Regions from separate parts of the Mus musculus genome. Here region 2 is linked to region 1. The links are chromatin loops, found by intact Hi-C in ENCODE. Cell type or tissue: left cerebral cortex. All regions are shown on one strand. Links, peaks and the distances in the headings refer to the core of each region. The heading gives the core; the rest is flanking DNA.

The links. A loop is a pair of places that touch in the nucleus more often than their neighbours do. Peaks named below come from ENCODE experiments on the same cell type or tissue, not always from the same donor. Only the 100,000 strongest peaks of a DNase experiment are listed, where the experiment ranks them.
Region 2: it touches region 1 in a loop (2.8-fold over the local background); 1 of 42 quality-filtered maps calls a loop at or near these places.

Annotation. Positions count from the first base shown.
Region 1 is chr10:13,544,625-13,560,912 of GRCm38, reverse strand. It overlaps Pex3 (peroxisomal biogenesis factor 3), which reads left to right and starts at 7,771. Exons shown (of 12, transcript NM_019961.3): 1 at 7,771-8,087; 2 at 14,432-14,563. The coding sequence starts at 8,015. It overlaps Adat2 (adenosine deaminase, tRNA-specific 2), which reads right to left and starts at 8,006. Exons shown (of 6, transcript NM_025748.4): 1 at 7,552-8,006; 2 at 3,957-4,061; 3 at 649-799. The coding sequence starts at 7,647. In left cerebral cortex, for the core only: no CTCF peak of the experiment used is centred there; a DNase peak (open chromatin) is centred at 7,749; H3K4me3 peaks cover 1,835 bases; H3K27ac peaks cover 1,117 bases.
Region 2 is chr10:14,110,958-14,127,245 of GRCm38, reverse strand. Hivep2 (human immunodeficiency virus type I enhancer binding protein 2) reads right to left here. Exons shown (of 9, transcript NM_010437.2): 3 at 750-794. It overlaps Gm51759 (a long non-coding RNA gene), which reads left to right. Exons shown (of 3, transcript XR_003948830.1): 1 at 1-12; 2 at 2,308-2,703; 3 at 14,510-14,716. Among named protein-coding and RNA genes, the nearest start is that of Gm51759, 8.2 kb to the left of the region's middle. In left cerebral cortex, for the core only: no CTCF peak of the experiment used is centred there; a DNase peak (open chromatin) is centred at 10,074; H3K27ac peaks cover 1,724 bases.

The DNA of each region.
Region 1 (16,288 bases), core at 5,148-10,147:
CAAACATACATACCAGTCTAGAGATGGACTGCACTCAGCATTTATATTGCGTGGTCTATGCGAATACAACCCAACTGAAGACTAACTAATTCCCACGCATATACAATGGTAGCATAGCGAGACATTTTTACTTCTTATTTACCTCGAACTTAATCTCTCTCTCCTTTTTTCTTGTACTTTGTGATAGGTATTCATGGCAAAAGTGGGTTAACTGAAAATATTTAAATTACACATAAGCTGTCATACAAGGCAAAGCATAGTCCTCAGAATGCCTCCTGTGCTCCACCTTAATTTGGATTTATCCTGACAAAAGAGCTTTTCTTCCCTTTGCTTAAGTATTCAATTCTTTCATGGCTGTCGATACAGAGAAAGAACAGGTCACTCTGCTGTGTAGAAACTGGTTTTCCTGTTTCTGGCTAAATTGTAGAGTGTATTTCATAACGCTGTTTCCACACATTAAGGAACTGAAAGCTAAGGACGGCTATGGCTCAGGGACAGAGCAGATGCAGCAAGTACAAGAGCCTGGCTTCCATTCTCAACGTTGAAAAGAAAAACAAGCACTAAAAAGAAAGAACAATGGGTCGTGAATCTGGCCATGTTGTGCTCACAGGCAAGGTAAAGGCAGGAAGTCTAGAAGCCAAAGGATACTCATAAGGCGCAGGGCGGCAGCACACATGATGCACGGCTCCACAGTGACGTACAACACGGTGTGCTCGAATACAGTGGAAGGGCTCTGTCCATGCTGATGACACCAGTCTAGGACCTGATCAATGGCCACCATTTCAGCATGCCGAGTAGCCTTGAGAGAGAGAGAGAGGGGGGGGGGAGAGAGAGAGAGTTGTATTGACATTGTTTGTTTCGTACAGCTGGTGTCTTTAAAATATGCAAAATGTCAATTCAAAAGGCATTCCTACCATTTCTGACTGTATTAGAACATGGGTTTCAGGATGCCCTTAGCAGTTCCCCAGTGCAAATATCATAAACTCACCAACAGGGATGTCTAATCCACTGTACTACACAAACCTTGCTATATTTTTAGTGAAATTCTTGTGTACCTTGGGAAAATTTGTTTTTCATTAAATTATTACAGAGGAGATAAGTCTCAAAAAAAAGACCTACCATTTCTGAATATTTTAATGGAAGATTTCAAATTTCATAAGCTTATGCTCTAGTTTCAAATATATCTTCAACTGACCTCACTCTAAAGCAAAGCCTTATTGAGTTTACCAGAATATTAGCATATTCACCTAACAGCACAACAAACTCTAGATAGGCACACACTTGAGGATTCCAGATACATCATGGCAGATGGTATTACAGGGAGAAATAAGCACCCAGCGTAAGGAATGAATTACACTGAAGTTTGAGTCCTGGCAGTGATGCAGTAGTCATGGATCTCAAGCAAACTCTGGATCCTCCATGTCTGAACTAGAGTTTACGGTTATCTTCTCCTCTACAGCTCCTGGAGCAATCTGAGCCACGCCAAGCATAACATAGCCTGATGCTATCCAGGTACTCTTCTTTCCTCTTACTAAAATGATTTTAATGCAGGGGTAGAGAGAAGGCACCAAGGTTAAGAGCATTTGCTGCTCTTGCAGAGGACCAGAGTTCAGTTTTGATCACCCATACTGGGCGGTCCACAAGTGCCTGAAGCGCCAGTGAACAGTTCCAGGAGCTCCAACATCCTTCTCTTGCCTCTGAAGGCATCTAGAGGCATGCAGTCACACACAGGCACACTCACGCATGCGCGTACGTGCACATAATTTTCTACCTTGGATGTGAGATTCTTAAGACACAGGATGTTTTAGGTTGACATGAAATGCTCCATCTTGCAGAAAAGTTCTTTAAACTCAGGAAGTAAACAACTCAAAGGCTTCAGGAAGTCCCTGAAAATAACTGGATATACTAGGTGTCCCCCCCATCCTCAAGTGCATATAAGCAGTAAGACTGGTAAAAGACACGCTTACATCAGCCATTCTGCTTGGACGAGGCTCAGAACACCTAAGGTATTTGAAAGAAATGTTCTCCAACTTGCTAAGCTGCCTGAAAATTGTACAATGGGCTTCAGGCTTCCAGATTCTATTCTGGGGCAAGCTTTCCTCTTAGTAACTCAAATAATGCTAACTGGTCCACCAAGCTGGGCTTCATTGATACCGTTATTTTGCTCTGCTGCTTCCTTATCTGAGGCGAATAGGCATTTGTTCACACCTCCCCAGAATAGTGTCACACAACACATATACACACTAAACAAACAAACAAACCTTTACAATAACTGAATTCCTAAACATGTGTAATATACCAACAATGAAGTCAATAAGATATAGACAAATTAAATATATAACAAGCAATAAAATTGAAATAGTAATCAAAAGTATCCCACAAAGAAAAGCCCAGGAATGGGTGGATTCGTGGCCAAATCCAACCCAACTTTTGAGGAAGACCTAATGCCAATATTCCTTAAACTGTTGCACAAAATGAAAAGGGAAAGAACATTACTAAACTCCTCCTCCAATGCAAACCACGTGAGGGCACAGCAAAGAGAGAAAAGCATAGAGCATCTTTCTTGATGAATATAGATCCAAAATTTCTCAATATTCTGACAAACCTAATGCAAGAATTAGTAGCTCACACATCAATCAAGATGGTTTCATTCTACAACTGCAAGGTTGGCTTGACATATACAAATCAATAGATGCAATATACAATATACAATATGCAATAAATAACGTCAAAGACGTGAATAACACAATCATCTCAGTAGATACAGAAAAGGCATATAGATCAGTGAATATGGCAGCAAAACAGATATAAAGATCAGTGAGAGAGAATAGAGCACCCAAAATAAATCCACATAGCTATAAGCACCTGATATTTGATAAGCATAAAAAAACGTATATTGGAAAAAAGACAGCCTCTTCAAAAAATGGTATGGAGGAAAATGAATATCTACATTTATGAATAAAATTAAACACATTTCTCTAACCCTACACAAAAATCAATGCCAAATGGATCAACGATATTAATATAAAATCTGAAATACTTTACTCCCTAGAAGAAAAGTTGGGAACCACTTCAAGAGACAGATATAGGCAAAAACTTTCTGAAAAAAAAAAAAAAAAAAAAAAAAAAAACCTCCAAATACACATGTAACTGACAACTTTAGGAGCTTCTGCACAGCATGGGAAACTATACACAGAATGAAGAGAGAGGCTACAGAATGGGAGAGAATCTTTGCAGCTACACCTTGCTTTGAAGAGAGACACCATGACAAAGGCAACTTATATAAGAAAGCATTTAACTGGGGGCTTACATAATAAAATTTCAAAGATGTAACCATTCTTAGCTTTTGGCTAAGATTACAAATGCAGAAATAGAAAATTTATCTACTACAGTTTTATAGTTTCATTTAACTTTTCTGAAAATTTGATATCTAAAACAAAACAAAAATTGAGTCACTGTTACAATCATGAAAAGAAAAATCATTTACAAAGGAAGAAAAAGGATGTCTTGAGAAGAGACCACTCAGTATGTAAGAAGCTTGCAGGCAAAGAATGAGAATCTGAATTCAGACTAACCAGATACATGTAAACAACCAGACACAGCCACATATTCCCATAGACAACCCCAGTACAGGAAACAGCAAAGAGAAAGATCCTAGGGTTCCCTGGCAGCTAGCCGGGCTGAACTGATGAGGTCCAGGTGCAGAGAGAGGTACTGTCTCAAAATACAGTGCAAAGGGATGGAGGAAGACATTTTGACCTCAACCTGCGACCTCCACAGGTATGCATGCACTTCCACTAACACACACACACACACACACACACACACACACACACACACACAGTCTAAGCAGGGGGCAGGGCAGGGAACTGCCCCACAGGACACATTGGTTCTTATCTTGCCAATGGTCCCACCATAGTCATTGTATTTGTGTGTGTTCTCAGTGCTCCACTCACGTTTTTTGTCTGATTCACTTCATTTCTTCCCTTCCCCACAACTTCATTGTTATAGACCATAAGGCAGCCAACAGGAACTTCAATATTTTCCAAAGCTTCTTTGGCCTGAAACACAAAGTGGGAAATCTGAGAGATGATGTTCAGTGCTCAGAAAACTACAGATAAAAACAGATGCAGTGGGAACTGGGGTGTGGATAATGAACTAGGCAGAGAGACATGGCTGTGTTTTCTCCAGCTCAAAGCTCACCAGCTCAAAGCTCACCAGTCTCTGGGCTATACTGTGCTGTGTTCTCTGCTGGGTGTCTGTGTTAAGGAGAACTCAGGGATGTCTCCCTTACCAGGTCCTGTGCCTCATTTTCTCTCACTGAAAGCCCATGTAATCAATGGCTTTTGACCAGTGTTCTTAAATTACCAAGGCTGCCCCTTCTCAGAGATGATACACATATCTACAAAGAGGTTGGGGAATGTATAACATATAAATATTTGGCTATAATACTTTCCCTTGGTAAAATTCTACTTGGTTATTATTATTATTATTATTATTATTATTATTATTATTTATCTTCTCTAAGATTATAGCTATGATCCCATGGAGTACTGATACCATAAAAATTATCAGATTGGATGTCACTCTTTCCCACAACTTCTAAGAGACACATGAAAGTTTAGGGATACCTTATGTAAAAATGGCACAAACTTGGAAAGTATATTGGAAATTTAAAAAATATATTCATAAAAGTCTATGATCCATGTTGCACACCCGCACACACACACACAGAGAGTAAGCTGATGAAACTTTAATAAGTTCTTCAGAGTATACCAGTGAGATTTCCCTGGCTCTGATAGCAGAGTAACAGTTGTTATACGGAAGAACACTGAATGGCTGGGTCTTCTCTGTGTACACTTTTTGCAGTTTCCTGTGGCTTAAAATTATTTTAAAGAGAAAAGTTAATAACTAAGCTAAAGAAGGATGTAGCGGGCCTATGGAGGGAGAAAGTAAAGCAGGTCTGTTGACTGTTATACAAGACCCTAGGAAAATACAGGTCAAAAAGAAAGGGCTTGTCAGTTGTGTCAAGGCGGCAATAAAGGTAATTTTAGGTGGAATGGTGGAAATGAAAAGCATTGGCTTGAAGAAATGACTTCCTTTGGGTCAGATTCTCAGCTTTTGACTGTACCTCTCCCAACAGACCTCTTAAAAGGTAATGCTATGTCAAGATGAGATGGTTGAAAAAAATCTAAGTAGATAAGTTGTTGGAGTGTTTTTTATTTTTATAAAATTTTTATAAAATATTAAGCACTTTGTAACTATAAATTCATTCTGTTTATAATCCTAATGTGATAGGAATACTGAGCTCCATTGTGTAGGTAAGGAAACCGAGGCACAGAGAGGTCAATTAACTTAGCCATTTAAGACATTTGGAATGAAAATCTAGGGAGTTTGATTTTCCTCATTATTCCATTAATAATTGGAGCAAATCTTAGTGTCTGGTGCTGGGTTCTCTGCATTGCTCTCCCTCCGAAGCCTCCTTAGTAACCAGTGCGACCTCAGTGATTAGATCCTTCATCTGGTTTATGGTTTAGAGTGGTTTGAGCGACAAGAGGAGAGGGAGGAGTTAGTAAGGGAGAGACACGTGACAAGGCTTTCGGTAAGACTGCACCCTGGAGCACAGGATACGGTAATGTGAGCCGCTTCAGACATGTAGAAGAGAATCGAAGACTGGGCTAGTGAGATGGCTGGGCCAGTAAGATGGCGCAGCAGGATTCACTGTGAAAGCATGATGATGAGTTCCATCCGCAGAACCTACAGTGGAAGGAGAAAAAATGGAAGGAGAAAAATTTCTCTCCTCCCAAAAGTTGTCCTGGAATCTTCACACACATTCGAGCACACACACACAGATACATACACACACATGTGCACCTGCTCCACACACATGTGCACACAACAATCACTTATTTTTAAACTCCCCAACCAAGTGGGAAGTACATAGGTAGAAGCAAAGAGATAGGGAGTGTCAAGAGCTTTATCCACTGTGCACCCAACATGCTGCAGAACATTGCTGTCTTGGCAGCCTTTCTCTACTTCCAGGTCAACGGAGGACTGGGCTTCTTGGTACCTAGTTCCTCTGGGTTCGTTCTCTCTCTCTCTCTCTCTCTCTCTCTCTCTCTCTCTCTCTCTCTCTCCTTCCAGCAAATTTATCTCACTAGAAATGATAGGGCTACCTTAAAGAGACATACAACATAATTGCTAAGGCACAGCTTGTAGGCCAGGATGCTGGTGAGTGGCTGAGCAGATGCAACGGCCATTGAGAGAAAGTGAAGCTCTAGGAAAGCAGTCTATGGGGGTTGATTGAGAAGAACTGCTTCCCAGGGCAAATACATGCAAATGTGCATGCATTTCCTCTATGGACAAGTTCAAAGCTTGAGGCTGAAAATCCACAACACTCCACCCAGTCTCAGACTTTCCATTGCCCCTCCCATTTCTTCCAGTCTGTCCCTTCCCTTTGTCACAAATGCAAAAGAGTTGAGTCAAATAGGTCTAACTGTTTAGATGGATTTGAACTTAAGAAGCTGGCCTTCTTTGGAAGAGGCCAAAGCTCTGCCACTGAAATGGTGACTTGATCTTCCTTAAACCAACAAATTCTCAACTCGACAACTGATGAACAAAGGCTCTCTTCTTCCCACCCCGAGCTCTGAGAAAGATGACCAAAAAAAAAAAAAAAAAAAAAAAAGATGTTAATTAAAAAATTAAAAGAATGCATTATGCCATTTGTCTGGGGGCGTGGGGTGGAAAACATGTTTCTGTCTTCTAGATTTTAATTTCTTATGAAGGTGAACTTCTGTAACCATTAGAATAAAAAGGTGAGATATTTTAATTTTGTAAAAGAATAAACAAAAATAATATCCCCACACCAAAGGCTGAGCTCAGTTTTAAGGCCTTTACAATGCTGTAAACAAATTGGTGTTCCATGTTCACAGAATGAAAACCCAGCATCAAACTGTGTATACATACATAGTTTGTATGTATATCCCTGCCACAAACGTCTATCCCTGCCACACATCGATATGGGTAATAAGCTTGGGAAAACATGTAAAAATACGACCAGAGCTCTCCATGATGAGCAATCTATAAGAATCGCAGGAAGGAAGGGAATACAAGGGCAGAGAAAAGTATCGTAGAAAGAGTAGACACATCATCGGTGAGGATTGTACCAGGACACGTTTTGATATGACCCTTTACAGAAACATCAGCTTCCTCCCATTATATGGGAGCAAGCCATAAAATAATGTGGCTTTATGGATTTGAAAGTATGTGTCCACATGGGAAGGAAGATAGGCAGGTAGGGAGCACACATCCCCAGGCGGCAGATAAGACTCCCTGTAATACATCAATCGAACCGTTTCTGTATTTTCCCTTCACCCCAATTACTATGAGACAAAGCTAAAGAAAAATTCCCCCTAGAATAAAACAAGTTGCTGCTTCAGGTATTTTCAGACATGATAGATAGCGCGCCCGGCACATTTGCTCAACTACTCTGGTCAGGATATGGCCGGGAGAAAGTTTGCGCTCTCAGCATCCACCTGCCCGATTCCTCACCATTCGCATCGCCTCCTCCATCCACTTTTCCGTCTCCTGTACGGACACCACGCACGGGCCGTCTGGAGTAGTGGTGGACTCCACCTTCTCCTCCATACCTCCGCCGCTCAGAGACTCCGGGCCGAGGGACGAGAGAAGAGAGGACAGCGGAACGCGGCGGGAGCGGACCTTGCTTCCAGGAGGACGGGAAAAGACGAGGCACCCGGGAGCTATTTGCGGACGGACCCAGGCGTCCCGGATCAGTAAGCGGCGGCTGGGGGACCGAAAGCGTCGCTGCTCCGCTCTAGTCCACGCCCCCTTCCTCCGCTTAAGCCACAACCTCTGCTCAGAGAAACGTCTGTGGTTTCTGGAGAGCACCTAGCGCCGCCACCGCGCTGCTGCCGGAGGTCCAGGCCAGGTGGACGGAAGACACGGTGAGCCAGCCCCTCTCCCCTAGGCAACCCACACAACACGGGGTCTGGAGATGCTGAGATCAATGTGGAATTTTCTGAAACGTCACAAAAAGAAATGCATCTTCCTGGGCACAGTCCTCGGAGGTGAGTGACAACATGCTTTTTAGAAGGGGCCATTGGCAGAAAGGAGTGACAGAGGTGACTTATAAAAACAGGCAGGGCCCACTGATACCAAACTGGGATTTGTCGAAGGGATTGGCTCAACCGTCAAAGAAGAACCTCTAAAGTTCTTTTATCTGGATCTCTGTGCCCTTTGCCCCTCACTCTGCCCCCGTCCTTTTTCTCCCCATGGGCCTTCAAGAGTCTACCCCAATGAAGTTTCTTTTCAAAGCACTATTCTCGTATAGATAGATACATTTGCCTTCCAATTTTCTTCTTTTGCTTTCCTGTTAGATTTTCATTCTGTTTGTCAACTCTGCTTTCAACCTTTCACACGAGTTTCGAAATATTCTAGGGCCATTATCTTAAGTCTGCTCTTTGAGGTGGTGTTTAAAGGTAAACCGAAAACAGCATGTTGCTGTAAAATATACAGCAGATAATTTCTGTTCTCCAATTGTAAAGTACAAACTATATATCAACACAGTGCTTATTCTGCAGTGTTGTCAGGACTGGCAAGGTTGTGGTCATGATCCATTTTGGTGATATAGTTGAGTTCACTGGCTGAGAGGAAAGTTAGAAACAGGATAAAAATCTTGATGCTGGAATTGTAACTTTGTGGTAGAGTGCTTGCCTAGGCTGACTGCATTGGGTCCCAGGGAAGGAGCAACACACACACACACACACACACACACTGCTTTAAACCCTTTGTCTTGGAAAGACAACCCTCAGTTAATAATTATGGGATTTTAAGAAGGGAATCTTTTGAACAACACAAAAAGGGAGTTTAAAAGAATTTTTAAAACTTGAGTTTTAAGAACTGTTACCACTATCCTCTGATCTATGTGTGTGTGTGTATAAATATATCATAATATGACTTAAAATATTAGGACATTTGTAAAACAGTAACCACATTCTGCATATCTCTGAGGTATAGCACAAATGAATAATAGTTCATATTTTATAGGAAATACTTTATAGATACAATGTGTTTTATATTACCTCCAGTCTCTAATATCTAAGGTATATAAATTGTACCAATATTATAGAATACATATGCTAAAGATAAAGTTGTCATGGAAGACGTATAAAGAAAAATTTTTGCTCTACCTAAGGGAAGAAAATTGTCTCTAGCAATTTCAGAGGGAAAAGCCTAACCCTTACAGTTTATGAAATACTTAATGGCAGATCAGAAATAATCATAGGAGAAATTAAAGAGTATATGCATATAGTAATAGGTTTTTTTTGAAACGATATTGAGAGTTTTATATTTGGAGATGAAGAGGAAGGAAAAAACTGGGTGTGGTGGCACACACTCTTAATCCCAGCACTCGGAAGCAGAGACAGGCAGCTCTCTGAGTTGGAGGTAAGGTCCAGAACACCCAGAGCTTCATATTGAGACCCTGTCTCAAAAAACAAAAGACATACAAACAGAAAACAAAACAACAACAAAAGGGAGGGGGAAGAGATTCAAAGGTATAATCGAAGCACTATTGCTTTTTTAGCAAAACAAAAAGTCTTAAAAGAGTTGAATCTGGCCGGGTGTGGTGGTGCACGCCTTTAATCCCAGCACTCCGGAGGCAGAGACAGGCGGATTTCTGAGTTCGAGGCCAGCCTGGTCTACAAAGTGAGTTCCAGGACAGCCAGGGCTATACAGAGAAACACTGTCTCAGAAAATAAAAAAAAAGAGTTGAACCTGAGCGGGGCAGTGATGGTGCACACCTTTAATCCCAGCACTTGGAAGGCAGAGGCAGGTAAATTTCTGAGTTTGAGGCCAGCCTGGTCTTCAGAGTGAGTTCCAGGACAGCCAGGGCTACACAGAGAAACCCTGTCTCGAAAAAAAAAAAAAAAAAAAAGAGTTGAACTTACCTAGTTTTATTTGTAAGAGTTCATATTTTTTCTGTATTGTAAGAAAATTCCTATCTTACATTTTAAGAAATATGAAATATTTATTAAGTGATTATACTATTGTGACCGGTATGATTAAATAGGTATAATTTATATATATTTTAATCACATATATGTACTAGGGACCCACCATATGTTAAACAGCATACTAAGTCCTTTCCAACCTCTGGAAATGGCAGCAGTATAGTTACTATTAGGCCATTGTAAAATTGAGAAACTAGAGTCCCTAGACTTTAAGAAACTTGCTAAAGGTTTGAGTTATTAACAAGGAAATAAGAATTCAACCCCAAGTGTGTTAGATCCCAATGCATATTATCATCCCATACTCTACACTCTGCCTCAGTGGGTTCTTTATGTTTTAAGAATGAAGAAATAAGTGAAATACTGTTACTAGACCGTGATAGAGTTGAATACAGAGCCTAGTGGTACGCAGCAGCATGGAGTTGTATAAAATGAGGCAGATTTCACAAGAGGAGTTGCATATTTTGAAAGCTGAGTAAGGTGTTATTATGTATGATCAAAGAGTTAGATATTTAATGCTGGAAAAACACAACAAGCAGAACTTTGGGTTGTGTGGCTTCTAAAGTCAGACTTTCTAGTTCCTACCCTTTAGATGGTAATTGCTGTGTGTCCATTTACTCCACTTGACCATTGAGGCTGGAGAAGAGCAGTGGTTCTCAAACTGTCTGATGGGAAAGAGTGTAGAGTGCCAGTGACAACATTTCAGTATGACACAAATATTGTGGACCTCATAGATCTCCAACAGACTCCAGGGAGGTCCAGACCATACTTTGAAAACCACTGGACAAGAGAAAGTGTCACGGAACAGAGGAGCTAGACTCAATCGCTGAGTTCTTAAAAGCACAGAACACTGAGTTATATCTTAAGCCTTGGAATTTTTAACCTCGTTAGGGATTTTTCGAGTCATTTATTCACTTAACATTTGAACAAAAATAAGGCCTACTCTAACTCTACTGGACTCTGAATACACAAGGAGTAAGACATCGGTTTCTCTAAGTCTGGAGAGTGTGCATGGAAATAAAGTAATACACAGTGTGAAATGGCTGCCTTACTATGCCATGTATGTAATGTGGGCAGGATCTGTGTGCAGTTGCTTCTAGGTCTTTGCTATGGATGAAAACCATTTAAAGTGCTTTAGAAAAATATAGACTTCTTCTGTCAGGTTCTCTTTCTTCAGGTGTAGAGTACAGTTCAGGAATGCGTCAGTACTGAAATGAAGATGTCACCAAGCGGGCACTGGCTAAGCATGGACAAGTTCACTACTCAGCACTGAGAAAAGATGGAAAAGATGTAAACATTAGAAGTTGGGGATCTGCTTGATTGGAAACAATGTTGATGGATTATTTCAAATTGTTATTGAAAATAGTTGTGCTATAGAAATCTTTATCCTGGAAGACAAGCCTGAGAGATGGTTTTAAAACAAATGATTTATACAAAGATATTTTGCTTAATTGGCCATGCAAGGAAATGTCGAAACATTTTCACTTTTTTTTTTTTTTTTTTTTTTTTTGGTAAAGCTATTTGATTTTACACACGAAAAAGATGTATATCCAGAGGGAGTAAGTGACCTGCTCCAAGTTACCTCACTTGCTGACCAAGAGCCATCATTAATGCCTGTTTTCTAGTCCTAGAGTCAGCCTGGCAGAGAAGCATATACAGCCCCGAGTCTGTGCTAGCTAATGATCGTTTTCTTTCTTTCTTTAGTATTTCCTAGAGAAACATTAGAAGGAGTCAGTTTGTGAATTTTGTATACGGGATCCTAAGTAAACTAGACCTTGACTAGCAATATCAGTGATAACTAAGGTAAAACAGTGTGTCTAGGACTTAAGCCTGATCTCATGTGTGACTTCTCTGGTGCTTCCACAGTAAAAACCTACCAAAGGAGAAATTTACAAAATTAAAATGTACCTTATACTTTTGAAGTTAATAGCCCTGATCAAGGTGTCTGTAGAGTTTGTTTCTTCAGTCACTTAAAAGGGATCTGTACTAGGCTGTGCCACATGATGATCATCTTGTTTCACGCTGTCTTCTGTAACTGAATACCGACTGTTATAAAGCCACAGAGCTTCTAGGAGCTCGCAAATTGTCTTTTCTCTACACATATCTTTGTCTAAATTTTGTGTTCTTCTCAGGACTCTGGCCATGTTGGGTCGAGGCCCATTGATCTCACTTTGTATCGACCTTATATTCTAAGGTGCTAGGCCTTCAATATATCAGCTGATGGCACAAGCCAGGAGTGGACACAATTTAGCCCTTAACAAATTATTTTCCTTTTTAGCTTTAGCTAGACTATACTGCAGTTACCAAGTAAAGAGTGTCACATCAATGATTCGTTTTACAATATAACGAGAGATAATAATCGCAGTGTATGTAACCTTCTGTGATATGGTATGGAGATAAGATACAAGCAATGCGTTCGGAACTAGTTGAACCAGAATTGCCTGTTGGAGGGTCACTTTGCCTAATCAAAGTTAGTTTCTTCATTCTCTTGGGATCTTGGTGAGGAGGGAGGGGGAATAGGTTCTCATAGTACATCCCAGGCTACTCTCCTGCCTCAGCTGGATGGTGTGGCTGTGCTGCTGTCATGCTACAGAAAGACAACTGATGAACAGCTTTTATGAGTTTCTGTTTGCTCTTGAAGGTTAGTTATAGTGCATGTATTTACATGTGTAGTAACAACAACCATACGATTCCTATTTAGCACAGAATTTTGTGGAACTATCTAAAGATATATAATCTGTTAGATCATCTACAACATCTGTCTTAGTAAAAATAGTTTAGGATATGTTTGCTTTGCAGTTCCTGATGACTACCTTTTCTTTGCTTGTGAGAAACAGACCAACTCCAACTAGATGTACATAATCCTTGTGGCCTTTGGGGAGATACTGTAAGCCACAGACAGTGGAGATAAGTGAGAAATGGTTAGCCCCCTGAGCCCTTGCCGCCAGAATTTATAATGAAAGCAAGTTCTGGCACACATCGGCACTTATTAGCAAAGACAAAACAGTAATGCAGCTTGTTGAATTCTGGTATTCTTTGGCACTCTGACAAAATCATGTACCCAAAACAAAGGTGACAGACACTATCATTGCTGTAACTCTGGATTTGGAAGACTTTCCTGGGTTCCAGGTTAAGCCGGAAAAAGGAGAACGGCCTTCCTAAAGCTACATCCATGTTTGTAGAAATAGTACTAAAATGTTTCAGCTAATCAAGTGTCTTAGACACTTACTGACTCCTGCTAGTCATTGTACTGTTTAGTAAACTATCTGATGCTAATCAGAAATGGCTTATTAAAACACGCCATCTTGTGTGGGGGACTGCTTCAGAAAAATAGTGCATCAGCAGGAGTGGGAGAGAAATAAGAGTGGGTAATAGGGACAGGGGTGACTGTGAGCTCAGTGTGTTGTATGCATATGTGGAATTGTCCAAAATAAAGAAGAGGCTATGACTGCCAGTGTATACTGATCACATTTTAACACTGGAATGTTCATCATATTCCCACTTAAGAAAACCAATGGTCACTCCCCCAGTATATGACAAAACTGCACTCACTTACCTTGTCTGTGCTGAAGACCACACAACCCTGCCATATTTTATACTGTTGTCTTATGATGCTGTCTTCCTGCTCCCTTTGTCATTTGAGTTAGTAAGTTTTAGATAAAGTAGATTACATTTTCTTATTTTCTCAGACTTTTTTCTAAAACATGGGTGGATAAATACATGTCTTCCTGACTATATACCTTTCTTTCATTCCTTTAAATCTTTTATTGTAGAGATTTGTAAAGTTATATGAACTTTGTCACTGAAGAAAACATGGAAAATATAGAAAAGCAAACAAAATCCCAATTATCACAGTTTATTTTACTTTAGAAATTAAATATGTAATTTTCTGTGTATCTATTCTATTAAAATACAAACTTCCTGGATGTTATTTTATCACCTAATAGTATAAAGTAGATCTTTCCTTGAGTCATTAACTATTTAGCAATGTGGTTTTTAATAGCTGCATAAGATACCATTATGTGAATAGATCATGATTTATTTAAATAATCCTCTGTTGCTGAATGTTTAGAATATCTTCAGTTAACTATTAAAGATGCTGCCAGACTTTATAAATTCAGTGCCTTTCTGCTGCTTGTCTGCCAATCTCTTCTTTACTTACTGGCTATATTAAAATATATTTATACATATAATATAAATAAATAAATACTACAATCTCCTTCCCTTTTTCAGTTCTTTAATAAAAGTTTTTGAGAAGCTGTAATTCTGAGGTTGACCCTAATATAAACCTCATAATTTAATCAAAAATTTATTGGAATTATTGGGATTTATTGCTTAAATATTGGTTGGAATTTTTAGTACTCTAGTTAATATACTACTTTTTTGTTTTTTAATGATTTTAGGAGTATATATCCTGGGAAAATATGGACAGAAAAAAATTAGAGAAATACAAGAAAGAGAAGCTGCAGAATACATTGCCCAAGCTCGGCGACAGTACCATTTTGAAAGCAACCAGAGGACTTGCAATATGACAGGTAAGCATGCGCGCGCGCACACACACACACACAATTTGTATGTTAAAGTGCTTGTCGGTTTGCTTTAATTCCCGGTCTCAGGCTCCAGTTTATGGAAAAGCTGAGGAAAGCATGCTAAATCTCAGTAGTCCTGTTAACAGAGATACATAATTTCATTGTGGATTTTAAAAACAGTATGAATACTCATTTTATATATTCATTCATGGATTTATGTATCCACAGTGCCTGCCACTCCTTGAGGGAGTAGGCAGTAAACAGAGTAAGGTCCCCTGAGCTCTGGCAGCTCTTCTGGTGAAAAGATGGCAAACAGCCAGTAAGTGACCTTAGGCTGCTATGGATCCAGTACAGAGAGGAAAGCTGGAAGGAGTGTGGTCTGGGGCTCACACCTCTGCCCAGATGGCGTGTGCAGAAAAGCCTCACTCAGTACAGTAGGGAGAGCACATGCCTGAGATGAGAATATGCTAGAAACATTACAGAAACAGCACACAGGCGCTGGAGCCAGAGAGGGACGTGCTACTGTGGAAAGAGGCCTTGTAGATCACAGCCAAGAGTCTTAACTCTATTGTGTTAATTAATTCATGGTAATAATGTAACTACCAGAGCCAGAAACCTACTGGGAAAAAGCCACAATACAATCAACCTGCTCATGTTTGAAGAGAGCAAGGAGTTAGGTTCTAACTGGTGTAATGCCTGAAAACTAGTTTCTCAAATCTATGTCAGGTCTATTCTTTTTACTATGTACAGCTTTTTTTTTTTCTAACTCCCTAACACTTCTTTTCAAGGATACTTACTTTAGAAGGAATTTACAGAGCTACGTGTATCTGATTCAGCTTTACAAGTAGAATTTTTCTCTAGATTTGAGAGAACTTTATTGCTAGCTCACTTGCCTCATTTTCTAGATGGAAAAGCTAAGCTCACAAAGAGAAGAGAAGTTCACAACAACATGTGACTTTTATATTTGAAGTGATCCTACCTAGTCAGATGCCTCTGTTCTGTGAAACCCTATTCAAAACTGCTGTCCACAGTGACAGCTCAAGTGCACAACCAGGTTGACAGAGGCTCTAGGGAGAGGCTGGTCACCAGAGCAGTTTCCTGTTTGATTTGTATTATCTGTGTTCTTGAGCTAACCTAAACCTCAGCTCTTCCCGTAAAATGGCCTTCCTAAATTTACTTCAGAACTGTACTGGGAAGGATCAGGAGTGTAGCTCAGCTGGCAAAGAGTGCTTGCCTAGCATGTACAAAGGAGTCTGCTCTACATCCTAGCACTTGGGATACTTAGGCAGGAAGATTGTTCCGAGTTTGATGCCAGGTGGCCTTATAGCCAGTCCCTGCTTAAAAAAGAGAAGTGGTTTGTGAGAAGAGAGCAAGATACTGCACATAAGATGCTTGGGACATAGGCACTCCTCAGCATGTGGACTTACAAATCATGTTGAACATGCTGGTGCTCCTGAGGACATACATCTCAGTGAATGGTTAGAGGGTAGGAATAGTCTGTTTCAGATTAGTGTGCAAGTTTTCATAAAATGGTGAAAGGTTACTTTGGGATCGCAGAATACCTCTCAGTCTGACAAAATCCTGTGCCATATTGGGCCTCCCAGAATCAAATGGAAAGGTGTGTAAGCAGTGTCTTGGGAAAATGCCTATGAAGACTAATAGAGAGGGGGCAGGAAGAGGAAAGAAGGTCTCTGACTCTTGTGAAAGAAAGACGTTGAGGTAAGAAATACC
Region 2 (16,288 bases), core at 7,380-12,379, 560 kb before region 1:
GCAAGACCAATGGTAAACTATCAGCCTCAAGTTGGAAAAATTAAAATGTTTTTCATTCCAATAAATTATTTACAGCTATTGCATTAGTTATCTGATTAAAAGATAATAATTTTAAACTCAGAATTCTGCCACAGGTTTGAACTCTTTCATGGCTGATGTGCAGACAGATTTTATAAATCCTCCTGCATTTTATTTACGAAGTGTATATGGGGTTCAGAGCTCAGTGACAAAGCAGTATGCTTAGTGTCTATGAGGCCTTCGGTTCCACTGAACGGACACATCAAAAAAGCATTTAAAGGACAGTATGTCATTCAATAATATTTATAATATATGATTTTTAACAGCTTAATTAGAAACCTTAGAGCTATCCCTACCCAAGTTTTATGGTTTGCGTGCAGAAGTGTATTATAAAACTCCATAACTTATAATAAGTTATACTTATATATCTTATTAATATAAAATATAAAAAGTAAATAACACACATAATCAATTCTAGATAATGCATATGTAATAAAACATATCTAAATGGAATTTTATATAATATGTTAGTACAACACATGGGTATGTTTGTAGCTACAAAACTGCAATCAACAGAGCTAGATCAAATACAGAAGACACAAAGATCATCAAAAGACTCTGGAGAGATCATATTGATGTATTCTGACAGAACTATCCTGAAGCCTTCATTTCCTGGAAAGCAAGGTTTGCTTTGGGGACAGTTTAAAGGGTCATTTAAACACGACAATTACCTGAACAGTTGAGAGTTCTCATGGGCATGATTGTCCTGACGCTTCCTGCGTACAAAACAAACGCCATTAGGAAAAAGCCATTCCATCAAAGGATAGCATTATTATACAAATATAGAAAGTCTAATGTTCCTTTCACTAAGGAGAAAAGTTACAATGCTACACGCAAGGACTATTTTCCAATGTGCTATCCGAGTGCTAGGCCTTATGCTGAGTCGCAGCAGGAGTAGTGAGAGCTGAGCCATTGCTTCCTTTACTGCAAAAGTTCAGGAGGTTGAGGGATGTGATAGATATATATGTGTGTGTGTGTGTATGTGTGTGTGTGTGTGTGTGTGTGTGTGTGTATGTGTGTGTGTGTATGTGTGTGTATTTTTTTTTAAAAAAAGCTAGAGTAGGCAAATACCAGTAACAAAATATTTGAAACAGAATTCAAGAAAGTCATCCCATTTGCAACAGCTTCAACAACAACAATAGAATATATTTAACCAAAGAGTTGGAAGATCTGTACCACAGAAATTATAATAGAGAATATACAAAAACTTGGAAAGAACACCCAGCTCCATGGATAATAAGAAGCAATATCATTATATGACTTTACTACCCAAAATAATCTATGAATTTAATGCAATGTTCATCAAAAAGCCAACAGGCATTCTTCACAGGCCCAGAAAAAGACAATTCTAGCATTTACACAGAAACATACACACTGTGATTTGACTTTGCCTTAAAAAGGATGGAAAATTAGGGGGCTTTTGGGATGGCTCGCTTGGAAAAGTGCTTGTCACATGAGAATGAATTTGAGTCTTGAGAAGAGACAGGCACATGATTGGATAGCTAGTCTTGCTGAACAGGCAAGCTCCAAATTCCACGAGAGCCCCCATCTCAAAAAGACAAAAACAAAGTAGGGGGTGGCTGATGAAGACTGTTGCCTCTCCTAGCCTGCACATGCACATGTGCACACACATGTACACACACACACACAAACACGGACACACAGAAGATGGAGTCTCATTATCTGCACTGTCATATAACTGAAGATGATTACAGGAAGTGAAATGACAGAGACAGACAGACAAACAGACAGACAGACACACACACGGGGGGGGGGTAGGTGGCAGGGGGGGGGACCATATAATGTGCCTGTGTGGAATCTAATGTGATCGCTGGTTATTAAGGGAGGTTAGGAGCAAAATGCTCTGATATAGGGAGAAAAATACTGACCACAACTAAAACTTCAGAAATGATCCTGAGCTGGATTTAAACTGCACAGTGTTTGCAGTACTGAATGTTCACCCTGTTAATTGGATTAATTTTGTTTTATATAACAACTTAAATCTAGTTAAAGTTTTAAATACTGATTGTTATATTTGCCAAGACTACTGTGTGTATGAGTGTGTGCACGTGCACACGTGTGTGTGAGCAAAGCTTTTAGATATTTAAATATGATTAACTCACTGCTAATTTCTTAGATGTCAAAATTTGAAAATAGTAGTGTTAAAAACAGTATCTAGGATTTGAATATTTAAATGGATTGTTTGCTTTCATAATACTTGCATTGCAGAAGAGTGAAGGAGTCTGTCAGAGGAGAGTGACCAGCTCAGCTCAGGAGGAGGGGAACATGGTGTTGAGAATTTACATGAATCCTGGACTTCCATCAAGGGATCATCAATGTAGGGCCCACCCCGTGGATCCCGAGGCTGTGAAGATAAATCTCACCAATCAGCTGCAAGTGGTGGTGTCTCCACCGTAGCCTGTGTGGTAATGCTGACTGCAACAAAGCAGCTGACGTGCAGCTGAGAAATCCCTGTGCTGAATAAGCTACCTTTGAGGATTTGTTTGTACACGTGCACAAAGCAATGTGTATGTAGACTACTAAAATGTGACTCACAGAGGAAAAAGAGCCATGAAGAAACCTCTGAGCACCAACATGATGCCCAGAGGTAAAGTTCCATACCTGGTGAGTTCCACTCAAAAGGCAGATACACTAAAAGTACTATAAGCATTATCTTCAAGCTATATTCTATTCTATTTTATGCATATAAATGAATTTATACTTGGACTTCCAGATATCTAGGTGTGTGTGTGTATAGTGTACATATGTATGCAATATATATAAATAGATATGATTATAGAGAGAGATATAAATTATAGGTACAGATATAGACAGATAGAGATATATAGAGAGATAGATAGTTTCAAATATTCTCAAATTAAAAAAAAAATAAGCTAATACTGCTGAACTGGTCCTGAGCACTTAGAGTGAGGAAGTCTCAACACTAGCTGCCACTCATGATACATTTGTTTGTTTTTTGTTTTTTGTTTTTTGTTTTTATTTTTTATTAGGTATTTTCCTCATTTACATTTCCAATGCTATCCCAAAAGTCCTCCATACCCACCCCCCACTCCCCTACCCACCCACTCCCACTTTTTGGCCCTGGCGTTCCCCTGTACTGGGGCATATAAAGTTTGCATGTCCAATGGGCCTCTCTTTCCAGTGATGGCTGACTAGGCCATCTTTTGATACATATGCAGCTAGAGTCAAGAGCTCCGGGGTACTGGTTAGTTCATAATGTTGTTCCACCTATAGGTTTGCAGTTCCCTTTAGCTCCTTGGGTACTTTCTCTAGCTCCTCCATTAGGAGCCCTGTGATCCATCCAATAGCTGACTGTGAGCATCCACTTCTGTGTTTGCTAGGGCCCGGCATAGTCTCACAAGAGACAGCTATATCTGGGTCCTTTCAGCAAAATCTTGCTAGTGTATGCAATCGTGTCAGCGTTTGGAGGCTGATTATGGGATGGATCCCTGGATATGGCAGTCTCTAGATGGTCCATCCTTTTGTCTCAGCTCCAAACTTTGTCTCTGTAACTTCTTCCATGGGTGTTTTGTTCCCAATTCTAAGAAGGGGCAAAGTGTCCACACTTTGGTCTTCGTTCTTCTTGAGTTTCATGTGTTTTGCAAATTGTATCTTATATCTTGGGCATCCTAAGTTTCTGGGCTAATATCCACTTATCTTATATCTTGGGTATTCTAAGTTTCTGGGCTAATATCCACTGAGTACATATCATGTGAGTTCTTTTGTGATTGGGTTACCTCACTCAGGATGATGTCCTCCAGGTCCAACCATTTGCCTAGGAATTTCATAAATTCATTCTTTTTAATAGCTGAGTAGTACTCCATTCTGTAAATGTACCACATTTTTTGTATCCATTCCTCTGTTGAGGGACATCTGGGTTCTTTCCAGCTTCTGGCTATTATAAATAAGGCTGCTATGAACATAGTAGAGCATATATCTTTCTTACTAGTTGGAACATCTTCTGGATATACGCCCAGGAGAGATATTGCGGGATCCTCCGGTAGTACTATGTCCAATTTTCTGAGGAACCGCCAGACTGATTTCCAGAGTGGTTGTACAAGCTTGCAATCCCACCAACAATGGAGGAGTGTTCCTCTTTCTCCACATCCTCACCAGCATCTGCTGTCACCTGAATTTTTTTGATACATTTCTTTTACACCAACACAATTAAAATGCAAAAGATTGCATGTATGTTATCTTAGTTCATGACACTTACAGGCTGTAGACCTACTACTCCTGTTCCACCGAGGAGAAAGACATCAGGAGACTGAGGGTAGGGACTGGAATCCTACTTGGCTGACCTCTGAACACTAGCCATTTCATCTTCACACTCCAATGTCTTATCAAAACTTAATAATTCCTATATCTTCAATGTTCTTCTCTAAGTATTTTCACCTAGTCCCAAATTTTCACTTACTTTAAATCCTCAAGTTTTGAACTCTCTAGAAGAAAATATCTCACATTGGAGATAAAGAAAATGGCCACTTTTCTTTGTGACTTCTTAGGGAATAACTCCATAATTTAAATAGTGTTTGAACTATGACTTAGGCAGCTCCTTAGGAGAATATGAGAAACTGTCAAGACAAATTGCTTGCCTTTGTTCTTTAGCGATCAATACTTTAAAGGAAAATATGAACCTCAGAAGTGAAAATTAGCATTTATCACTTCCTATTCTTTGTATGACACAGAATATGTAATTTTGCTATAGCAGAAACTTCAAGTGAAGTAAGGACAGAATTTCTTGAAAAGAAAGGCTATAATGTACTAATGTTTTCATCTGACGAGATAGTTATCTTTCTAAATCAGACAGCTACCATTACGTTTTACAGCACTCAATTAAAACCAGTGACTAGACACATACCATTCATCCTTACTGAGGACAAAACACAAAACAGACAAACCAAATAAAACTCCTATCAAAGAATAGGTCTATTCTGAAAATAGATTTCAGAATGAGGAGAGAAAGCACCATATACAATTCAAAGGCAGACTTTCTGGATAAGCGCCTTTCAATTGATGCTTGCTCGCTGCTCGACTATTTAATCCAGGAGTTAACACCATTTCCCAGGACTTCCTTCTTACTCCCAGGTCCTTCAGGAAGAGCTGTGTGGGCCTCCCAGGCCCAGGATGCTCTGATCCACGTTCATCTATAGCAGAGTCAGCCCTCGTTCCAGTGAAATGCTCGAGACTGCTAATACAGAGGGGCTAGTGTGGTAACTCAGTAGGCTAAAAGTGCTTGCTTGGCAGGTCTGAGAACCCAAGTTCAACCCCCACATCCAGGATCCATGCAAAAATCAAGGCGCATACATTTATACACTCAACATGTATGTAAAACACACACACACACACACACACACACACACACACACACACACCCCTATGAAATTAGGAACAAGTTCCATTCCAAATGAACCTTTTATGTATGATTTTTAAATTTTGATTTTACATCCTTCTTTCAGGTGCCATTGGGGGTGGGGGCAAACTCCCTGTTACTCATAAGTCACTGGATCTTCCTGAGACAGGAAAGGTGGGAAAGGGCAAAACGTGCTGGGTCCCTCAGGAACTTCAGGATCACATTGACAGATACTATAGACATGGAGGGATGTATGAACGGCCTGTCGTGAGTCACTTTATCGTGGCTGTGAAAGGAAACGTGATAGAAAGTACTGGCAATGGACTACATGTGGTGCAGTCTTCTCTTACTCCCAAGGCCGGCTCTGAGGAGACTCAACAGTTCCCCTGCTGTTTTCCTTCATGTAAGCCAAGGAAAGGAAGGCCCTCTAAAGACCACAAGACTTTCAAAGTGAAACCTAGCATTTGATAAAGACATGGGGTTGTTTGTTTGTTTGTTTGTTGTTGTTGTTGTTGTTACTTGATATTTTACTAAGAGGTTTAGCTTTCCAAAAGAAACAGAAATTCTTTGGTTTGTTTTTTATTACTAAAGTGTATGATAATAGTCATAAATGGGAAAACATTTTATTAATATTAGAGTATGTTAGGGAGGAAAGTATAATAGGGAGAAAATTCACATAAAATAAATTAAATTTATTTGAGTCCAGGAAATATTATGGAAACTAGTATTATTTCAAAAATCAAATGTACCATTGCATATTTCAGGATTTGAATTTAACTTTCTTGACATAGGTCTGCTTAAAGCCATGAAGTTCTATAAACTTGGTAACTTACAACTAGATTATTTCTTTCTGATCATATACACCCATTTATCAAATTTTCAAAAAGCATGTCAGTAAATACCAGTTTTCCCCAATTGATTAATATGCCAAAAAATTCAATAGCAGAGCAATTCTTATATGAAAAGAAAACAGCTATTTATCATTTTATTCACTGGGATTTCTTTTTATGGTAACCAAACCCACACAAAGTCATTTTTTGGCATTCACTGCCAACAAAGGACTCGATATTCCAAGCTCAGTCTCACATTCACATTTAAAATTTTCCCAGTGTTTCAGTGCACTGAGGACAAAATTCAGAGGATTCTGAGGGTTCCTGTGGATGGGGTGACAGCCAAAAGGTGTCTTGATGTCACGAAAAACAGTCACTGCATTGGGCAGTGGCACTTTTCAGAGGTGCTTGTACCGAAAAAGGTATTCTAGTCTGGGTGACTGTTCCAGGTTTTGTGTGTGTGTGTGTATGTCCACGTGCGCGTGCACATGTGCATGCACACACACATGCAGCCATGCCTGTGGCAACTGGAACACAAGAAAGGGCTACAGCATGAAAGAGAGAGTGGGCTAGGCAGCAAGACAGGTGGGATGGCTCGGCTCCGTGGTGCAGACCTACCTTACCGTGTTGCTTTTTGGCTGGGAAAACCATTATCTCAGGGGGAAAAAAGTTAATCTCGGGAAATTAACCCTCACGTAGGTGGCAGCAAATGTTAAGGGACCATTACTAGATTATCACATCCTAAGTAGTAAAATGCCAGCAGGCAACAAGCTCACCCTCTTTTCTTCTACAATTTCACTAATAAGACATTGTTAAACTCAACACGGCTTCTTAGCTGTGGTTTGCCGTTCTTATTGGTTTGCAGGATTATGTGGCCCTGTACTTATAGGCACAGAAAGCACACAGACTTTCCTGTTGCCAAGGATCATTAATCAAATATTTTAAGAAACAAATGAGCTCAGGCATGGTGTTCCTCAGCTGTAATTCTGACACTGGGGAGGAAGAGGGGAAGGTCAGCAGTTCAAGGTCATCCTTAGCTTCTTAGGACAGCCTGGGCTACAAGAGGTCCTGTCTAGAGCGGAGACCACTCGCACGCGCGCGCGTGCGCACACACACACACACACACACACACACACACACGTGCGCACGCGCACACACACACACACACACACACACACACACACACACACACGATCACGACTGGTAAATGTAGGTATCACCACTACCACTATGATACAACTGATGAGCTACTGCTCAGAAAGAAAGGTCAGAAGGTACCAGGAGGTAAGGAACCTCTCAAAACTTGAGACCAGTGCCAATGTTCAGATGAACACTGATTTCCTGGAGATCATTTTGGAAAGGTCCTTTCCTTAAAGATGAATTATGCAAAAAAAAAAGAAAAAAAAAGCTCCTCTTAGTAAAAATCTCCATAAAATCTTTATTTTTTTCCTAAAATGACTGAGTTGCCAATAGGAGGAGAGAACTGTGTATCTTCTGGGACCCTGCCAGACAACTTGAGAGAACTTCTGGGAAAACCAAATCACGGATGGCAGTCCCGTACTTTGACCTGTTTGCAGTCTACCTTGACATGTGAGAGTGCCGAGAAAATGGAGACGTGTTTTCCCAAGTGGGTAGCCATGCAGATGTAGTCAAGGCACATGACCTATTTTGATTCTAGCATGGCACTTTTAATATCTGATCATAAAATTTTTAGAGCCTCAGACAGTTGTTTCCAGGGACCTCTTTCCCCAATCGCATTGCAAAAGCTATTTTTATAAGGGTTGGGATTACTAAGAACTTTATATGGGGATAAACTATGCCAGAAAAACATGTACTCTCAAAGGAGACTCTCCCCATTGAAAAAGTTACAGTTAAAGTGGGCCTAGCATAGAAATCAAAAGAAACAAATGTCGTACAAGGTATTTCTCTCTAAATGGAGCACACCTGTCAGGCTGAGGGTGTTTATATATGCATTCACTGTAGAGCCAAACTGCTTTTCCAAACACACATGAAATCAATAGGAGAGAATAATGAACTTTAGTTATTAACCTGTTATCCTCATATCAATAAACTACATCACAATGTTTTTGCTTCCCAACTCTCTTCACTGAAGTTCACAGACAAATTCTGAGAACCTGAAGGATGAACAAGAACATTCAAGCTGTTGGTGCTGACAGTTAACTTAATGGGCATGCTGTGTGTCTTCACCCACAGAAACTGCCAGCTCTCAAAAACTAAAATTTGGGATTGTATCACTCAAAAAGCATTACTTTAATTTAAAAATTTTCTCGCTAAAGGGAACTGCAACCCTATAGGTGGAACAACAATATGAACTAACCAGTACCCCGGAGTTCTTGCATATGTATCAAAAGATGGCCTAGTCGGCCATCACTGCAAAGAGAGGTCCATTGGACTTGCAAACTTTATATGCCCCAGTACAGGGGAACGCCAGGGCCAAAAAGGGGGAGTGGGTGGGTAGGGGATTGTGGGGGTGGGTATGGGGGACTTTTGGGATAGCATTGGAAATGTAAACGAGGAAAATACCTAATTAAAAAAAATGTTACAAAAAATTTCTCTTTTAACATAATGCAAATCTTTGAATAAATATTTTCATTAAAAGAGAATTTCTTGTAACAGAGTAGAAGCAATTTAAAACACAATGCTATAGTTACAACTAGATGTACTGTGGCTAAGGAGATAGTTCAGTTGATAATGTGCTTGCTTGGTAAGCCTGAGGACATGAGTTTGATCCCCAGCCAGGGCTAGGCAGATTCCAGGGTTCACTAGCTAGCTAGTGTAGCATACTCAGTGAGTTCCGAGCCAGGGAGAGACTGTCTCAAAAACTAAAGTGGACAGTGTGCCTAAGGAAGGACACCCAAAGTCTGCCTCCATGTGCATGTGTGTGCAACTGCACACATATGTGCACTGTGGGCACAAAATCAAATCAAATGCACCAAGCATGGAAGCTGTGGCCCTGCAGTTCAAGCTGCCATTCTGTCTCCTGGTCTCAGAGGTTCCCCACGAAGCTTCTATAGAGAGTCATCATCAGGTAACTTCATACGCTCAGACAACCTCATAAAAATTCCTTTTCAGCTGCTACATTCTGTGCTAAAATTAATTTCTGAACTATGAATCCAAAACCAAAAAAAGAGAAAAAACTAGAGCTCCTTCATAGATACTAGTAAGTAATAAAGAAAAGAACTTTATTATACTATGAATTAATATTTATCTAAATCTAGTATAAAGAAATTCAAGGAAGATCACATTACTTAACCCAAGTATACCATCTGAGATTTTTTTGACTCTATGCATAAAAGGTTAACAAAAAAATAATATTATACATCTTGGTGTGGTATTGCCTACCTGCAATCCCAGAACTCAGGAAGCTGAGGGCAGAAGATAAGCAAATTCTAAGTCAATCTGGGCTACACAGGACATCAGAATACTAAAAAAAAAAAAAAAAAAAAAAAAATGACTGCCATGCCCACAGATGGACACTGTATATTTATTAATTAAGACTGCAACAGCACCTTGGTCTATAGTGTGGCAAGATGATCCCAAAACTTTTGCCAAAGAACTAAAGAACCACAACCCGACAGTGAAAAGGTGCCATGTCCTGGGACCACCTCTTACAAAGACTTCGAGGGTTCTCACCCCTCCTCCCTTCCCCTCATCACCTTACTGCACCCCTGAAGTAGGACTTTGGGACACCCTATGCACTTTAAGATATGACTCATTACAAGCAAGCAGGCCCAGTTGGTTCCTCTAAAGACACAAAAGGCACAAAAAATAGCTTCTGCGATTGAGGCAGAAGCCACGTCAGCAAGCAGATGAATGTGGGTGGCCAGATAAGATTCTACCGCAGCCAAGAGCAAATTATTAAGCAAATGCTGGATTTATTTTCTGTTTTAAACTTGGTTCTTCTTGCCTCAAATCAACCACTGTGAACACTCAAAATGACAGCTGTCAAGCTCCTCTCTAACCTGGAAATGTCATCAAAGACAAGGACCATGGCTGCTTCCCATTAGAGGAAGAGAAAGAATGTCTGAAAGCCAAAAATGAAAGAAAAGAAAATACCACCATACTCAAATAGCATCTCTTAGAAGAAGAAGGAGGAGGAGGAGGAGGAGGAGGAGGAGGAGGAGGAGGAGGAGGAGGAGGAGGAGGAGGAGGAGGAGGAGAATCATATTCAAAAGAAGCCTGGTCACACAGCCTCAGAAAGGGGGAAAAACAAAGCAAAAACATTTTCTCTTGTATGTGGAATATGAGAGAAATATCATGTATAAAATAATATATGTATACATGTGAGTATATACACATGTGGGTACAGTATCACATGAAGAACAGAAAACAACAAAGGCTAACATATGAGATTGAGGAGGGAACTGAATCCAGATAATGAGTGTGAGTTTTAGAAGAGGCTGTAAGGTTAATTGTTTTTCTAGTTCTAAGTCCATTCTGGATTTTTGGGCAGAGGGCTTGGGTGGTGCATAAGATATTATTGCTATCAAAAGTGTAAAATTTAATGTGAAGCTGCACAGCTTCTATTCCGAATGCCTATTCTAATTGTACAAAATTCTACTGAGTTGCAAAGACTGCGGGTTTGGTTAATTGTGGGATGTGATTTTTTTTTTATTTACTTGAAATTTCGTTTTCCTTACAAATAAAGATTTGTCTGCTCATTTTCAAAGAGTGAAAATAAAGTCCCTTTGTAATAGGAACTTATACTAAAGTCAAACAAACAAAACCCATGTCATCTCTCAGCATAAAAGGAGAACAAATCATTGAACTCTTTTGCATTCGCATCATCTAAGACATAAATGGAGCCAAGATGCCATAGATAACTGAAAGTTTTAGGCAACAACTCTGTGCAGTTTCCGTAACTGGGTATCTAACAGTCACCACAGGAAGAGGTAAGAAAGACAGAGAGAGCTCAGCTCTCAGTAGATCAGCACAAATTCCAATTCACTATTACTGCCAGCCACCTCCACTGACCAGGCATCCCCTGTGAATGGCTGACAAGCTGAGACCAGGGAAATGCCCTTAGTTCTGGCTGTACAAGGGTTACCGGAAATGGGACATACTTTTCTCAGACCACGTTCTTATCTCTGAAGTTTCAGATTACTGCTCCCTTTTCACCACTTCACACAAAGAAGAAGAAAGTAGACCCAACAGATGTATAATTCTGTGACTTAACCTGAATTATTGCAAGTTTGGTTTTCTCTTGGAAATCAACAAACCTTAGTGACATTGTTATGCTCTGACCTTGTAGAACATTACTGTGATGTTAACGCAGAGATTCCAATGATATTAAGATGAATATCACAGAATTGATTGGAGTGAGTTTGCCCAGACAGGCAATCACTTATAGTCCTGCAAGCTAGGCAATTATTTTCATTATTAAAATGAAGACATAGTCAAACTCTCTTGGAAAATTAATTTTCCCATTAATTTTAAGTGATCTTTTAAAGCTTGGCTTCTCCATCAAAATAAAAGAAAAATATTTCCCCAAACTGCTGGTTTCTTGATTTCATTTCCTAGAAATGAATATGTGGTACATTGTTTTTTACAACGTACCACTTTAAAAAAAAAAAACAACTTTACTTTTAGGTTATTAGATTTGTATGAAAATCACCAGGTGACAAAAATCACATTTAATAAATACTAAGTTTGCCATAAAGGTTGCTGATGAATGTTGTTTTAAAAAGTCTCCGGGTTGCAGAAACCCAGTGAACACACAAGGCTAGTGAGTCACATGGATCTTGGAGGGGAACCTACAACCACCACTTCCCTGAGGCAACATAGCCTTTAACTACCTTCTAAATATTTCTCATTATGCCCACAGATAAGTATGTGTCCTCATTTGTGACCAAGGAAACTTGTCTTTGAAACAGATGGAGACCATTACAGAAAACTACAGTCCATGCAAATGCAGACTTGTGGAAGGGATGCATCTAGAGAACAACGGCCACATCTAAGGCTCAGGCAACATCGTGGAAGAGGGGCAGAAAGAATTAAGAGCCAGAGGATCAGAGAATTTGCTGGGAGATTGTGTCTCCTAGTAATGTCAGAAACTACGCCATAAAGTCTCACCAACGTGACTACCTAAACATGAGCTAAACAAAGACAGCAACGATGTCAAAATAGACAGGGAAACCCCACAAGGCTTCAACCTTATGTAAAGAAGTACAGGCAACTAGGGAGCGCTGAGACAGGAAAAAAAAAAAATCAAACAGTCTTTCCAAGGGAAGAGCTTGCCCACTAGTTATCCAATACCAAAAGGTCGTCTCTGAAAACATACATATTTTTAATATTATACAGACTAAGCAGGTTAGATTTAGGAATACATATACACTTATGCATGTAAGAAAAATAAAATGCAAAAATAAGGCCATGCATTTGAAAGAGAGTAAGGCTTGGTAACTGATAGTGTTTGGAGGAGTGGGGAAGGGGAGGGCAAAATGTTGTGATTACATTATAGCCTTGAAAACAAAAACAGAAAACCATCTCAGGCTCCTCTGAACTTAGACTCCTTAGCAGGAGGTAAGTATGGTTTCTTTAACTGGGTACAGGCTGGCTGCTCTGTCACTAGCAGGCTTCTCGCTCTTTAGTTAATATTGAGAGTATTTTCCAAACATTCATCTCCAATGTGTAATTGAAACTTAGAAAGCCCAAGTATCCCTGCTTCTATCTAAGTGGTTTGTTGGCCTTTCTTGTCTTGGAAGAAAACAGTTCTTCAGATCAGATATTTACTTGTGGATTGTAATATATTATTTTCATTAAATTAGCCAAGAAAAAGAGTATACTCATAAAAGACAGATATTTGAAGAACCCCATTGTTTATAGGACTGGTTGCCATCAATCTCTACTCTTCCTGAGTTATTCTAAAAAAATTAATTTAATGAGACTTCAGTGAATTTTGCAAAAGGCTAATATTTCCCCAACAAACCTCTCAGGCACTATAAGAGCCTCCAACGATCTTAATTTTTCTTTCAGGTTAAAAATATATGCTAAATCATAGTTTTAAGAAAAGACTCAGACAAACCTGCCAGCCTTAAGATAAGAACTCTCCAAAATAAAGTCAGCCTTCACTTGAATAAACCCTGTGATGACTGGACCAGTAGAACATTGCCAGAGACAGGACTCCTGCATCTCTCAGTAAAAGGGCCTCTCTAACAGAAGGATCGATCCTCCTCAGCTACAGGGGGAACTGTAGTTGAGTTTTGAGAACTGAAGATTTGGAAGTAGCATGGAAAGATGAGAGAAGGGCACAGATACCGATGTGCAAGATGTGTCCCATCAATCTCACAAGCTTTACTTAGACACATCTTTCTCCTAGCGGAAAAAAAAAAAAGGACTCTCCTAGCTAACTCATTGTTCACCTTCAAAGTGTCAAGAGTGCTAGTGTTAAGTGTCAAGTGGTTGTGAGATACTAGGGAAGATCTTCATGTGCTGGAAACATACACATGCACACACACACACACAGATGCACACAAACCCATGAATATACACATCACGCACTCGCATATACACATAAACACATCCATACACAGAAGCACACACATGACCACTGACACATAAACACATGTGCCCACACCTACACCACAACACACTCATGCACACATAATAACACACACACAAACTCATACGGCAAACACACACACCACACAAATGCACCTTGCACAACATACACACCTAAGTTCATGCACATGGAAATAACAGCACACACATGAGGACACACACGAACTCATGAAGTACACACACCACACATATACCACACATGCATGCACACACCAGCACACAAAGTCAAATAATGTACATGAGAAGAGCGACTCTTCCCGAGTTATCCTAAAAGGAGGTTTGACAAGCAAACTCCAAGTGCTTGTTCTGCCATTTTGCATAGGGCCTGGTTCTACTACAATTGCCCATTTTCATGAAAGTGTCACAAAGTATTCCACACATCGGTATGGAATTGATAAATTATTATCAATCAAACAAACTTAGGGGTTGGTGATGCTATTCATGGCAGAATGTGCAGGAGCCTAGTTTTGATCCAAGGAAGGAAAGGAGGAAGGGAGGGAGGGAGGGAGGGAGGGAGGGAGGGAGGGAGGGAGGTGGTAGGTAGATAGGTTGCTTGATTTGAAGTGATCCATGAAGTATTGCTATTCTAGAGCACAGAAAAGTTATACAGCAAAGAACAGTAAAATGCAAATTTGATTTTTTTTAGGCAAACCCATGTTCACCGGTGACTGCCAGTTGTGACTGCTTACTTAATGTTTCTGATTGCTTTATGGCGTTTTCAAGCACATATTGAATGCCTACTATATACACTTCTTCCAGGCTGATGTGCCTTTGAAAATGAGTTCCAGTCTACAGGAGGTAGGTGAATGTCTGTTTGATTCCTCGTTCCTGCAGCGTCATCGTCCCCACTCCTTTCCCCCAGCCTAAGGCTGCAAGTTGCTGTCCTCCTCTGGTATTAGCAGCACCAAGTCTCCCACACAAATCCATCAGCTAATGCAATGTCTGCAAGACCATAGTTATAACCAAGGTCCAAAAAGCATATCTAACAACCAGTAAGTCACATTGTGAGCTCATTGGTTTAAGGAGCAAATAGTTACAAACTTCTGTGATCACTTGTAATTTTATGTTTAGTCTAACAATACATTAATTTAAATAATAATAAAGTTAATAATATTTAAGACAAATAATAATATAATAATGTAAATTTCCAGATCATTAAATTCAGCCCAACTAGGAAGTGGAAAGGGTGAAAAGCCAGTCTTGCTTTAAGAGCTGAGACACATAGTGAAGTTTCTGGTCTGGGTTTAATTCTGTAAGCTCTAAGTCAAATAGAGTTTGTTTTCTTTTTTATAACTATCCAAACTCTTTATTATTAGGACATTAATAACCTGGCCTTGTCTCATAAACCAACTGAGGAAGAACAAGAATGGACCCTTGAGAGTAAATGATCCTCACCTTCAAAGAAGACATTGATAACCCATAACTTTATTGCTAAATCTATCAGATATGGAAGGTGACAAGAGAAAAAAATAATCAATGGACTTTGATTTACTTCCAGTTTTATTAAAAAATGTTTAATGAAAATTTTAAGTTCCCCTAAAGGGGTAATTGTTAGCAAAATCAGATGTCAGCTGAATCAATTTCTACAAATAGTACATTATTTAGTATCCAAAGCAAAAGCAGTGATTTATTCCACAGCCAGCTTTCTGTATGTGCTATTTTCTGTCAACTGGCTGCTGCAGTTCCTTTCCCTTGCTCCTGCTCCCTACCCCCTTCCCCCTCCCTCCTGATGGATCTGTGCTCCCTCCTTCCTGCTCCCTCCCCCCCCCCCATGCTCTCTCCCTCCTGTTCTCTTCATCTCTGTTTTCATTTCAGAACTGGTTTCTTGAAACTGCAGACCTGGTGGGACCTCCTCTTAGATCCCCTCCCCCCAGCCTCTAATAATAATTTTAAAAACCTTTCAAATTAATCATTTTAAGCAAAGAAATCCCTTTCATGCAGCCACCAGAGCTGAGCCACATAGTTTAAAGAGGCCAAGGATAAGAGACAACCCCCATTGCTGTAGGGTTCTCTGCTGACTGCTGCAGGTTAGATTATCTTAGCAAAATGGTAGAGTCATACAGATGGTGTTTAGCTTAATTAAACATTTTATCATCTAAGTATAGTTGCACACACCTCTTAAACCAAGTGCTCAAGAGGCTGAGGCAGGAGGATTGGGAGTTGAAGGCTGGCCCAGGCTCTAGAGTGAGACCTTGTCTTACACTATAGCCCATTCCAAACAAATAATAATCACTTTTTTTCTCAGTTTGTGCTATTCTCTAATTTTTCTTTTTTCCCCTTGCAATTCTCTTTATCCTATCTTTAAGTGTTATTGTGGTAGGTAAACAACTGCTTCATTCCATGTCGTCTTAGCATTAACTATTAAACTAAATATTTGGAGGAACCGGGATAAAGTAAAACGGTTTATTTGATGCCTGTACAACAG